3 separate regions of the Homo sapiens genome follow, and regions 2 and 3 are each linked to region 1. The links are chromatin loops, found by intact Hi-C in ENCODE. Cell type or tissue: CD4-positive, alpha-beta T cell. All regions are shown on one strand.

Region 1 (4,000 bases):
ACAACAACCCTAAGAGGTAGGTATCATTATATCCCCCATTTTATTAATAAGAAAACAACAGCACAGAGAGATGTAGTCACTTGCCCAAGGTCACACAGGGCCAGGGGTTGGGACAGGATTTGAAGCAGGCAGGCTGTCTCCTGGGTCTGAACTCTCAACTACTGCACCCTAATCAAACAATCCCTCTGGTCAAATGTGAGTGATAATAATAGTACCCACCTCATGGGTGTTGAGGGTGAGCCCAAGTTAGCATTCAGCGTGGGCATGTGAACAATTATAGCCAATATTGAATGGAGACCTATGATGCTTTTATGAAGGTTTCTATTTTGGGTTAAAAATGCACAAATTTCTCCTGACCAGAAATGATCTCTGAGTGCTAAATATTTCATATCAATGGAATAACGCAAATGATTAAGCAACACCCCATAAAATTCCAGGGAGGAATATATATCCAAACTGACTCATCCCAGTGAGCTCACTGCACATGAATTACAAATGGGGCCGGGTGCATTAAGCCCCTCTACTGGCAGAAGGGAGGCTGCTGCCTGCCATGTGCCTGTGCTGAGAATGGTAGGTCCCCAGGGAGACGAGAGGCCACCCCCTTCTCTGTCTCTTCCATCACAGGTGTGAGAGCCTCAGAGCATGAGCCGATTCTGTGCAGTTCTCAACATACAGATGAGAACACTGAGGCACGAGGGGACAGCCTGTGACCTGGTCACCGCGCTCAGGAGGACGTGGTTACCCGCGGTCCTGAGGGCGCTGACTTTTTAGAATGGGCGAGGGCAGCTGTGTCCCAGTGACCAGAACGATTACTGCCTTTAAAAAGTCGTGAAAATGATCGTGAACTGTATCCCACAACGAGTGCGCCTCTGCCCCCTAAGACGGTGGAGAGGCCCCCAGCTTATGCCGCCAGCCCGCGGGGCAGGAAGGGTGTGAGCGACTCTGGCCAGGCCCCAGGGATGGGGACCGGGTCGCGCGGACCTGACTGGCGGGAGCCCAGGCACTCACGTGGCGGGCGTGTCGGGGGCTTCTGCACGGAGACCCATCCCGTCTGCCCCTGGACTCCCGCGAGCCCTGCGGGCCTCTCCGCTCGCCCCGCCGCCCACCTGCCAGGGGAAGGAGCGCAGCGCGCGCGCCGCCAGAAAGCGGCGCTGCAAACTCTGCAGCAAGAGTTAGGTCCCAGCGTTCTCCTCGGGCGCCATGACGTGGGCGGGGCCGCAGTGTTGCCGGGAGACCGTGCGGAAGCCGGGCCTGGACTGAAGACGGGGCGGGCCCAGGGCAGTGCGCGGGGGCAGAGAGGGGGCGGGGCCTGCGGGTAGGGTCAGGAGGAGAGTCGTGGGGGCGGCTCTAGGGCGGGGCCAGGATGAGCGTTATGAGGCGGGGGCTTGGGGTGGGGCCAGGATGAGCGTCATGAGGGCGAGGCCTGGGGTAGGGCCAGGATAAGCGTCGTTGGGGCAGGTCCTGGGGAGAGTTCAGGTTGGCGGGTCCTGGGGCGGGGCCAGGACAGGGCGATCCTGGAAGCGGGGCTTCGGAAGCGTCCAGGTTGGAGGCGTCCTGGAGGCGGGGCCTTGCGTGGGGGCAGGATAAGAGTCCTGGAGGCGGGCGTTAGGGTGGGGGTAAACGATGATTGGGTTCAGGAGGCGAGAGTCGGAGCAGAGCCCAGGAGACAGGTCTTAGGGCGGGGCTAAGGCCAGACCCAGAGAAGGGCTCAGGAGGCGGGGCCAGGGCGGGGCGTTGACTATGTCGTAGCACGTTGCCAGGCACTGCTCGAACTCTGGGAGGCGGATCTTAGGACAGGCCGACGTGGGGAGGGGCCCAGGGTCCGGGAGGCGGGGCCGAGTCTAGGCTGCGGGCTGCGCTCAGGAGGCGGGCCCTGGGAGGCGGAGCTTAGGGAGGGTCCGGTGTTGGCAGGGACCAAGGGACTGGGAGGCGGATCGGGGCTGGGCTCAGGGGCCGAGAGGGAGCTGGGCTTGGGGCGGGGCCGAGACGGAGCGAGGGGTCCAGGGTGTGAGAAACGGGGAGGGGTTTGAGGAGGGGATTGGAGTGTGGCTCAAGTTCGGGAGGCGTTACCTGCGGAGGGTTTGAGGCAGGCCCAGGAGCGAGCCCACGGTCTGCCGACGCGGGGCCAGCGGCGGGCCCCAGGATCCGGAGCTTCGGGCGGGGCCGAGTCCAGGTTTGGGGCCCGGGAGGTGGGGCCGGTTAGGGCGAGGGTCCCCGGGATCGTAGTGTCAGGCCTTGGGCCAACGTAGGCACTCGCAGTTCCTCCGCCTTCAGGAAGGTCTTTTTGGCAGGGGCCTTACGGGTGCGCGCTTCGGTCCTGGAGGCGTTATCCTAGCCTCCTCTCCATCAGCGCCACCCGTCTGGGGCCCGATAGGAGGGAGCTTTCTGTCTGTCCCCCAGCCTTTGGACTGTCACCAAACAAGCCATCCGTTCACCAAATACTTATTAAGCGCCTACCATGTGTCTGGCAAGGGAGGTGTAACAGTGAGAAAAACTAGGTGTGGTCCAGGCCCTCCAGGGGCTCAGGGGCTCGTGGAAGAAGTGGACATTGAAGTACTTACCACACAAATGAGCATGAAAGTACAATAGCAATATCTGCCACGAAGGCGAGCAGACAGAGCTAGCAGGGCTTCCAGGAGGAGTTTTGATCTTGCAGGGACAGGAAGGAGGAGTTAGCTCCTGGGGGGCGGGATTGGGGGTGGTGGTGATATAGACGTGGGGACAGAGTGGAAAACAACAAAAATATAATTATTTTAGTTCAAAGTTATTGTGTCTTGAGTTGAAAGGCAGGGCAGTTAGCGACACGGTTCAGATTTCAGTACTGCCCCTGAAATCTGAATTGTGTTCAAAGTCTAAAACGTTTACCTTAGCAAATCCCTCATAAAACTCCATTTGGAAGAGTCCCGAGAGCTAATTTGTTAAGTATACTTGCAGAAGGTAGATGAGGAGACAGATTAAATCTTATTACCTCTTTCAGATGAGAGGCACTTGAGCCCTGCTCAGCCGTGAGAATAAGAGGGGGAATTAATTCTAATTGAATACACTTGTTCTCTCACAGCTGTTGTTCCCCACCAGAACCAAATGAGCGCAAGATCTGACAAAGAAAAAAAAAGGTTCATCTTTTATTCCGCCAAACACTTTCATCTAAATCAAGAGGGTGGGATGTGGTTATTGCTGTGTTTTTAGACAGAATCAACAGTTTCTGGGTCTGAGATATTGCATACACCCTCTCAGTCCCTGTATCCTCAGATGGAGTCACCTGAGAATCCACAGCAAGTCCTAACCGGGGATGGGTCTGGGTGGTTAAGGAAGGTTGGCCTCAGAACTGGGCCAGGGGCACTGCTTTGCTTTTGCTGTTTTGATCAGCTCTCTGCCCGCAGGAGACAAGGAAAACCAATGGGAACAGGTTAGTTACACTCATAAATCCTGGGCTTATTTTATTAACTCACATAATAGCTATTAATTGCCTTTCCTCCAAGGAGCAAAAGGGCATATACGGTCAATGCTATAATAAGTAACACTGTATTATGTTATACTAAAATATTAATAAATCTAGGTTGGTTCAGTCTTTCCTGATTCCATAGATTGGAAGCGGATTGAGGAAGGACCCTAGCGGACCACAGAGCTGAGCCATGCACACAGAAGAAATCTTTTCTTCTTTTTTTTTTTTTTTTTTTTTTTTTTTTGAGACAGAGTTTCACTCTCTTGTTGCCCAGGCTGGAGTGCAATGGCGCAATCTCGGCTCACTGCAACCTCCACCTCCCGGGTTCAAGCGATTCTCCTGCCTCAGCCTCCCAAGTAGTGGGATTACAGGCGTGAGCCACCATGCCGGGCCATGTTTGTATTTTTAGTGGAGACAGGGTTTGAACACGTTGGCCAGGCTGGTCTCAAATACCTGACCTCAGGTGATCCGCCCGCCTCTGCCTCCCAAAGTGCTGGGATTACAGGCATGAACCACCACGCCCGGCCAGAAGAAATCTTTATTTTGGTGTGCGGGCTC
Region 2 (4,000 bases), 150 kb after region 1:
TGAGAGCCAGTTGCAAGGAGAGACTAGGGAAGGTCATTGGTTAACTTTGTTGCTAAAAGCTCCTCTGGATAAAGAAGAGCTTTATCCAGAAAAAAAGAAGCAAAATAGAGTTCAGCAGAAGTTGAGAAAAGAAGCAAATAGAGTTCAGCAGAAGAGGTAAGAAAGTAAGTTTATGTTTGACCAGGCACAGTGGCTCACGCCTGTAATCCTAGCACTTTGGGAAGCCAAGGCGGGCAGATCACGAGGTCAAGAGATCGCACCATCCTGGCCAACATGGTGAAGCCCCGTCTGTACTAAAAATTCAAAAATTAGCTGGCCATGATGGCACACCCCTGTAGTCCTAGCTACTCGGGAGCCTGAGGCAGGAGAATCACTTGAACGCAGGAGGCAGAGGTTGCACAGGGCCGAGATCATGCCACTGCATTCCAACCCGTTGGTAGAACAAGACTCCATCTCATAAAACAAAACAAAACAAAACAAACAAAAAAACCTAAGCTTATTTTTAAGCCTGAACAAGTGTAGTGGTTTAGGGGTTCTGCAAACACGGCCCCAGTCAGGCTACAAGATGTTGTGGCAGCAACATTTACACCCAGTCACTCCTGGCCGGCTGAGCCACTTTTCAAAACACCCTTGCACGGCTGTGCAGAGCGGATGGCTCCACTGGCAGCCGGCAAAGCCATAACTCACACTGTCACCACTGCCCTCAAACCCCTTCAGTAAGTACTTTGTTTTTTTGAGACGGAGTCTTGCTCTGTCATCCAGGCTGGAGTGCAGTGGCACAATCTCGGCTCACTGCAAGCCCTGCCTCCTGGGTTCATGCCATTCTCCTGCCTCAGCCTCCCAAGTAGCTGGGAATACAGGCGCCCGCCACCATGCCCGGCTAATTTTTTGTATTTTTAGTGGAGACGGGGTTTCACCGTGTTAACCAGGATGGTCTCGATCTCCTGACCTTGTGATCTGCCTGCCTCGGCCTCCCAAAGTGCTGGGATTAGAGGCGTGAGCCACCGCGCCCGGCCTGGTAAGCACTTTTAATCAATGCAACAGGAATAAACATTTGCTGCAGAGTGGCAATGTGCAGGGAGGAAAATGCTTCCACTCAGGCTCAGAAAGCAAAACCTCCTGGCTGTTTGCATCTGTGCAAGAGCTCGCAGGAAAAGCCCTCTGTGTGGCTGCCAGCCTCACACATTCCCCCCAAGGGGTGAGTTTCTCTTTCCATATTAATCTATGCTGTGACGTGCCATCTGTCAACCACCACACCATTCTCAGTTGCCATTTCAAAGCATCTTTGCCCTGTGAATGGTAACCAGCCCTGCCCTGCAATCCCCCAGGTGACATTGAACTTAAATGAGAGAGAAAACAGGTTCCAGGGTGGATTTCAGTTCAGCATCTTGGAGTCTCTGTGTGGACATGAAATCTGTCTCCCCAGCTGTGGGCTGCATCTTTGTTTGTCATCTGGTTTGGTTCTTGGGGACTTGGAAACTCGTGGGCACCTTTGCAATTTGTCAAGAAGCTGCACGGCCCTTCCAACAAAAGCGAGGAATAGGAACAGAAGCCCAAGGCTTCAGATCAATGTGCAACTTAAAGGAGACTCAGTGTAAAAGCAAACAAGAGTCAGAGGGATGCCTAAGGCAGAGTCTAGTCCCCAGGGCAGCTATAAGGCAAAGAGAAAGAGAGAGAGATAGACAGAGACAGAGACAGAAAGACAGAGGGAGATGGGAGGAGACATGAGGCACCCAGCCCTCTGCATCAAAATCTGTACAAGAGGGGCCTCCTAAAAATGCAGGAGGCTGAGGTGGGTGCACACAGAAGTTCAAGACTAGCCTGTGCAAAATAGCAAGACCGTGACTTTACAAAAAATACAAAAATTAGCCGGGTGCGGTGGTGTATGTCTGTGGTCCCAGTTACCCAGGAGGCTGAGGTAGGAGGATGGCTTGAGCCTAGGAGGTAGAGCTGCAGCGAGCTGAGATAGCACCACTGCACTCCAGCCTGGGCAACAGAGTGAGACTTCATCTCAAACAAATTTAAAAAAAATTTTTAAAGGATCACCCTGGCTACTTGAATGGGTAATAAGAAGGTAACAGCAGAAGCAAGGAGACCAGCAGGGAGATTCTGCAGGTGGGAGTCCACAGTGGCTCAGACCAGGCTGGCGCTGAAGACTGCCTGAATTCTGTACATATTTTGATGATGAAGCAACTCACCGACTCTTGAAGAGTGGGCTCTAGGAGACTGTATTTTTAATAAGCTCTCAGAGGAGTCTAATGCAGGCTGAAGTTGAAGAACTGATTTAGGTGAAGCTTCTGTTTCATTCTTGGGGAAGTACCTACTGACTTTTCTCTAAGCCACCTCAAAAGAGGTGCTAGATAAGATGTGCTCCAATGTCTGAACATGTGTGCACAGCTCTAAAGCCAACCTCAGGACACTGAGTCAAAGGTTAGGAGTACAACAGTGAACAACCACTGTCCTCTTTTCAATGAGCTTTGCATTTAATGAGAGAAATAAAAAGAAAAAAAATCATTTTCAACTCAGAATGGTAAGAGTTATGGTGACAGTATGCCTGGGGCAATGGGAGCAAATAGAAGGGGCACCCGATTGGCTAGGTGCAGTTGTTCTTGCCTGTAATCCCAGCACTTTGGGAGGCCAAGGTGGGTGGATCACTTGAGGCCAGGAGTTCGAAAACAGCCTGGCCAACATGGTGAAATCCTGTCTTTACTAAAAATACAAAAAAAATTAGCCAGATGTGGTGGTGGGCACCCGTAATTCCAGATACTCAGAAGGCTGAGGTGGGAGAATTGCTTGAGCCCGGGAGGCGGAGATTGCAGTGAGCCAAGATCGCGCCACTGCACTCCAGCCTGCATGGTCAGAGCGAAACTCCGTCAAAAAAATAAATAAATAAATAAATAAATAAAAGTCCGGAGGTGGGTGGACATGCAATCTCTATCAGGTGGTGAGAAATCTTTCTCCACCACAGGACTCCTCAGTTGAAGACTAGAAAATGGTAGGAATTAGCCAGGTCGATAGGAGAGGTGTGGAAGATCATTCCCAGCAGAGGGAAGAGCACGTGCAAAAATCAAGACGTGAGAGGGTGAGGAGCTGAGAGATGTTCATATAATTCTAAAAAGTGACTAATATAGAGGTAAGTTGGAGCCAAATCTTAAAGGCTCTTTGTCGTGTTTATCCTGTAGACAAAGGGAGACAGTAGATGTTTTTAGGCAGGGGAGTAATGATCCACTTTGTGCTATAAAAAGAGCAGTCTGGCTGGAGGAGAGTGGGAGGTGAGTAGACCAGGTAGGAGGCTGCAATACGCCAAGTGAGACAAGATGGTTGGCTGGACCAAGGCTGTGGCAGTGAGGATGGAGAGGAGACAGTAGACTAACTTGACTGAGAAAGAGGGAGGAATGAAGGAGGAGGCCCAGGTGTTTTGGAAGCTGGGTGGATGGTGGTGTGAATCTGAAGTGGTGAGCCCAGGCAGAAGAGGAAATCAGGAGAGGCAAGGTAAGATGAGGTCAATGCAAGAAAGACAGCCAAGTGGAGATAACAACTGGGCCGTTGGATTCATCAGCCTGGAGTTATACAGAGAGCTCTGGAATGGAAATAAAGAGGAAAGGACTTTGGGAATAGGTGAATCCTCCCAGAATAATGTGTAGAGAAAGGAGAATAGAACACAGAGGACAGAAAAAGGGAAGAGATTCGTTATTAAAACCAACCATCCATCAGACATCTTCCAATAAAACACTTGTTAGAGGTTTCCTCAGTGTGAGTTATTCAGGACCAGAGCTAAAGACCATATTCCCAATGAAATCACTGCGGGGAAGGTCTTCATGAAAACATTGAATGCTGCTTTTAAAACAACAACAACAACAAAAAGGCTTTAGCTACTGCACAGACCCTGGAGCAATTTTTCGGCAAGAGTCTATCAAAAACGAATGTGATCTGACGCAAAGAGGTGTCATATCTAGTGTAAAAATCCAATTCCAATGTCCATAACAGCCTTTCTGCCAGG
Region 3 (4,000 bases), 75 kb before region 1:
CTATTCAAATCCTTTTTTCATTTTTTAACCAGATCATGTGTTGTTCTGCTTTTGAATTACAGAAATTCCTTATATGTATTTTGGATATTAATTATTTATCAGATACATGGCTTGGATTTCTCCCATTCTGTAGATTGCCTTTTCACTCCATTAATCATTTCCTGTGCTGTGCAGAAGCTTTTTAGTTTGATGTATCCATGCTCTTGTTATATTACCCCTGCTCAGCCCTGGAGTTGGTCATTTCTCCAAGACACCATGACTCCTGAGTGGACAGTGGTACTTGGAAACCAAGATCTAGGTAATAGATGTGTTCTTTGCTATTGGGGCTTCCAATCTTTTTTCATATGCATTTTTTACTTAGTCATATTAACTAGATATTTGCAATTTTGAATCTTGTGTTTTCTACTTTTAAATCTTTTTCATATTAATACTCAAAAATGTTTAATGGTTGTATAATATTTCTTTCAGTGGAAATAATATAATATGGTCTTGGTTTGTTTCATATTTTTCATAATTAAAAAAACCTGGAATAAACCTTTCTACCTCTTGAAAATAGCCTTCTCATATTTAGGATTAAAAGGAAAATTATTTGGTGAAAGGTTATTGGCAATTTAATAACTCTTGATACAAACTGCAAAGCTGCCCTCCAAAAGGAGTGTCCTGATCACAATACAGGAGAATCAGTTTGCTTTATTTTACACTTACTTCTATGGGGTTATTATCATTAAACTTTTAATTTTGCTATTTGAGAATCATATAAGCATTTCTTGGTAGTCATATCTCCTACCAAGAAGTACAAGATAATACTGCCCTTGTAGAATGACTTAGAGTGTACTAAGGTCTTTCATTTCCACTTAATCCATACCCTGTTATTATTTCTGTGAGGTAGGAACCTAAATTTCAGGAAAGTGGTTTGTTCAAAGTCATACATCTACTAGGTAAAATGTCTAAAAGAAGAATGGACTCTGGCATCAGCTTTGTGAGTCTGAATCTTGATTCCACAGCTGTGTAACCGTTAGGAAGTTATTTGAACCCTCCAGCCCTCAATTTCCTCATGTGTAAAAGACGGATAATGGTACCTACCTCATAAGGATATTGCGACTATGAAATGGGTTATTCTATGTAATACATAAAAGCACTTAAGAGTAGTATCTGCCACATAAGTCCTATCTAAATGTTAGCTGCTGTTATCATTAAGACGGTGGCAAACTACGTGTTTTCAAAGGAACTAAATTCTGTTGCATGTCTACGCCAATTGTGTGATGGATGTTTTTACCGGGTTCTCTCATTTAACCTTCCCAATTCTTTGAGACAGAATTTTATGCTTGTTTCTGCCTATTTTGCAGCTTAGGAATAGTAAGTTCCGAGAAGTAAAAAGTAGTGGAATCCCAATGTGCAAATACCTGAAGCTAAGAGAGCTTAAGTCACTGGACCCAGCGGCGAAGGCTGGGACTTGAACCCCGGCCTGACCCGAAAGCCGGCGCTCTAGAGGGCTACGACGATTTAAACAGAAACACATCTAGAGACCAAGCGGCTGTGTTACGAAGGTAAGATTAGGTGTTTCCTGCACCTCTGTCCCAGCACTTAAATGTCGCCGCACGGTCTCTTTTTTCGAGCAGAGTTTTACAAGTTTCTGGCCCGAAAACCCCCCTGTCCCTCTCCATCCCCACAGTGGACTCCTCAGGTCCTCAGCCCTCACCCGGCCCAGTTGAGATCCGGACATGACCATCTCTCGCAGCCTCAGAGAAGCCCAGACCGAGGTAAGTGAAGCCTCACAGAAAAAACAACCGCCGTGGGCTCCCGGACCTTCTTGGCCCGCCCCCCGAGCTTCCGCTTCCGGAAAGGATCACGCCGAAGGCCGCACTTCATAGTCTCCGACGCACCTCCAAACCCTTTCTCCTGCTCTAGGCCCAGCGCCTTGGACGTGCACAGTAGATCCCTCCCGGCTTCCCGGCTTCCCGTCTCGTCACCCTCTGGTAGGGGATGGGAGAAGCCAATAGCCGGCAAACGGGGCGGGGGCGAGGCATGGCTGGGGCGGGGCCGGGGCGGAGCCGCCGAGAAAAGGGTTAAGAAGCCGTTCCAGGGCTTGCGGTGGGGGTTCGGGACGAGGACCCGCCAGCGCCAGAGGAAGGGACAGGAGTAGGAGGCGGATAGGTTTCAGAAGGAATTGCGCGCAACTTTTTGGATTTTCGCTCTTTATTTTTAGTTTGGCATCGTGTGCCTTTTGGATGATTTTGTTCTTGATATTCTATAAAAATAAGACCTCCAGGTTGTTATCTTGCGTAGATGTGATGCCAATTTCAGAATTATTCCCTGTGGCCACTGATCTCAGAACGATGCTCGTTAGTTGGGATTTTGGGTTTACTTCCATGCGTACTTGTCTCCTCTTGTGTTGAGGTAATTACTTTTGATGAAGAATGACACAACATTCTTAGTATTGGCATGTGCACTCATTTTAATGAGGATTTTAGTCATTGGTTTTGGGGTTTAGGAATTGGGTTTTGGGTTGATGATTTAAATCAAGTTGAAGAGGGAGAACTCAGTTGATTCCATTTCAACTGTCGCCCAGGCTGGAGTGCTGTGGTGCCATCGCAGCTCAATGCAACCTTCGCCTCCCGGTTTCCAGCGGGATTCTCCTGCCTCAGCCTCCTGAGGAGCTGGGATTACAGATGCGCTCCACCACAGGCGGCTAATTTTTGTATTTTTAGTAGAGACGGGGTTTCACCATGTTGGCCAGTCTGGTCTCGAACTCCTGACCTCAGGTGATCTGCCCACTTTGGCCTCCCAAAGTGCTGGGATTACAGGCGTGAGCCACGATGCCCAGCCTCGTTTCTTTTTAATGGAGAAAAGAGCTACCCTTTAAAAATCTGTTACAATTAATGTCAAAGCCCAGGAACTAAAATATGTCCACCAATATATCACACACTTATCCTGAGTGATTTTAGGAAACTTGAGTATTTCACAGATTTAGTTTTGAATTAGATCAAACTGTGAAAACCTCTCCTTTCCTTCCCCAGCCCTCACATAACTTCATAACTTTCTAACATATTCACCTGAAATTAAGGGGTTTTTTTTTAGTTGTTGGTTTTTAAAAATTCATGTTGACTTTTCTTAATACATGTTTATTTTAGAAAATATAGATAAGCAAAAAAGGAAAAGACCACCCATAACCCCATTGCCCGTGAGTTATCACTCTGAACAGCTTGGTGCATTCCCTTCAAGATTTTTTCCACCTACGTATATATGTATAAATGTATTACAACAATATGAAATAATAGGTATTACTGTAACATGAGTGTTTTCTCTTAATATCTAATCAACATTGTTTCTCATTAATCTACAGTTATAAAATGGCTGCCTGGTGTTCCATGATTCATTTCCCTAGTGTTGGGAATGTTATGCCCCCACCCCACTTTTCATTTTGTTATTTGCTATTATAAATAATGTTGCAGTGAGCTGAGATCTGCAAATGAACTAGAGAGTGGAGAGCAGAGTATTCTAAAGATGTGGAGACAGCATGATGCTGAGAAAGAGAAACCCAGAGAGGCTCTTGCTGCTGAAGTATAGACAGTGGGGATGGAAATGTATGTAGGGCCAGACTATACAGTCCTCATAGGCTACATGATTTGGCTTATTATCCTAAGGCCATTGGGAATATGTAAAAGTTCAAGCAGGGGGCACAGTGAACTGACTGGGGTTTTACAAAGATCCATGGCTGTAGTGTAGAGCAGGAATCTGAAATCTACAGTCCCTGGCTAAATTCAGTCTGCCATTCTTGGATACAGCCTGAGAACAATTTTCACATTTTCAAGTAGTTTTTTTTAAGTGAAAGGAATAATATTTTGTGATGTGAAAAGTTACCTGAAAATCATCTCAGTGTTATAAAGTTTTATTGGAACACAGTCACACTAATGTGTTTACACATTATCTGTGCTACAACTGCCAAAGTTGAGTATTTGTGATAGAGACCACCTAGCCGGCCAAGCCTAAGATATTTACT

The links. Hi-C counts contacts between places; a loop is a spot of excess contacts. Peaks named below come from ENCODE experiments on the same cell type or tissue, not always from the same donor. Only the 100,000 strongest peaks of a DNase experiment are listed, where the experiment ranks them.
Region 2: it touches region 1 in a loop (7-fold over the local background); 25 of 110 quality-filtered maps call a loop at or near these places.
Region 3: it touches region 1 in a loop (5-fold over the local background); 5 of 110 quality-filtered maps call a loop at or near these places.

What each region holds. Positions count from the first base shown.
Region 1 is chr3:125,913,826-125,917,825 of GRCh38, reverse strand. It overlaps LOC102723696 (a long non-coding RNA gene), which reads left to right and starts at 2,180. Exons shown (of 5, transcript XR_007096049.1): 1 at 2,180-3,406. It also overlaps the pseudogene FAM86JP. RefSeq lists silencers at 932-1,131, 1,692-1,961, 1,982-2,031 and an enhancer at 891-1,481. In CD4-positive, alpha-beta T cell, no CTCF peak of the experiment used is centred here; DNase peaks (open chromatin) are centred at 605, 1,275, 1,705 and 2,177; H3K4me3 peaks cover 2,163 bases; H3K27ac peaks cover 1,962 bases.
Region 2 is chr3:125,760,024-125,764,023 of GRCh38, reverse strand. All of the region lies in intron 2 of LOC112267908 (translation initiation factor IF-2-like), which reads right to left. Among named protein-coding and RNA genes, the nearest start is that of MIR548I1, 29 kb to the left of the region's middle. RefSeq lists an enhancer at 751-1,259. In CD4-positive, alpha-beta T cell, no CTCF peak of the experiment used is centred here; no DNase peak of the experiment used is centred here.
Region 3 is chr3:125,988,398-125,992,397 of GRCh38, reverse strand. It overlaps the pseudogene ALG1L1P. Among named protein-coding and RNA genes, the nearest start is that of ROPN1B, 21 kb to the right of the region's middle. In CD4-positive, alpha-beta T cell, no CTCF peak of the experiment used is centred here; a DNase peak (open chromatin) is centred at 1,837; H3K4me3 peaks cover 1,841 bases; H3K27ac peaks cover 1,051 bases.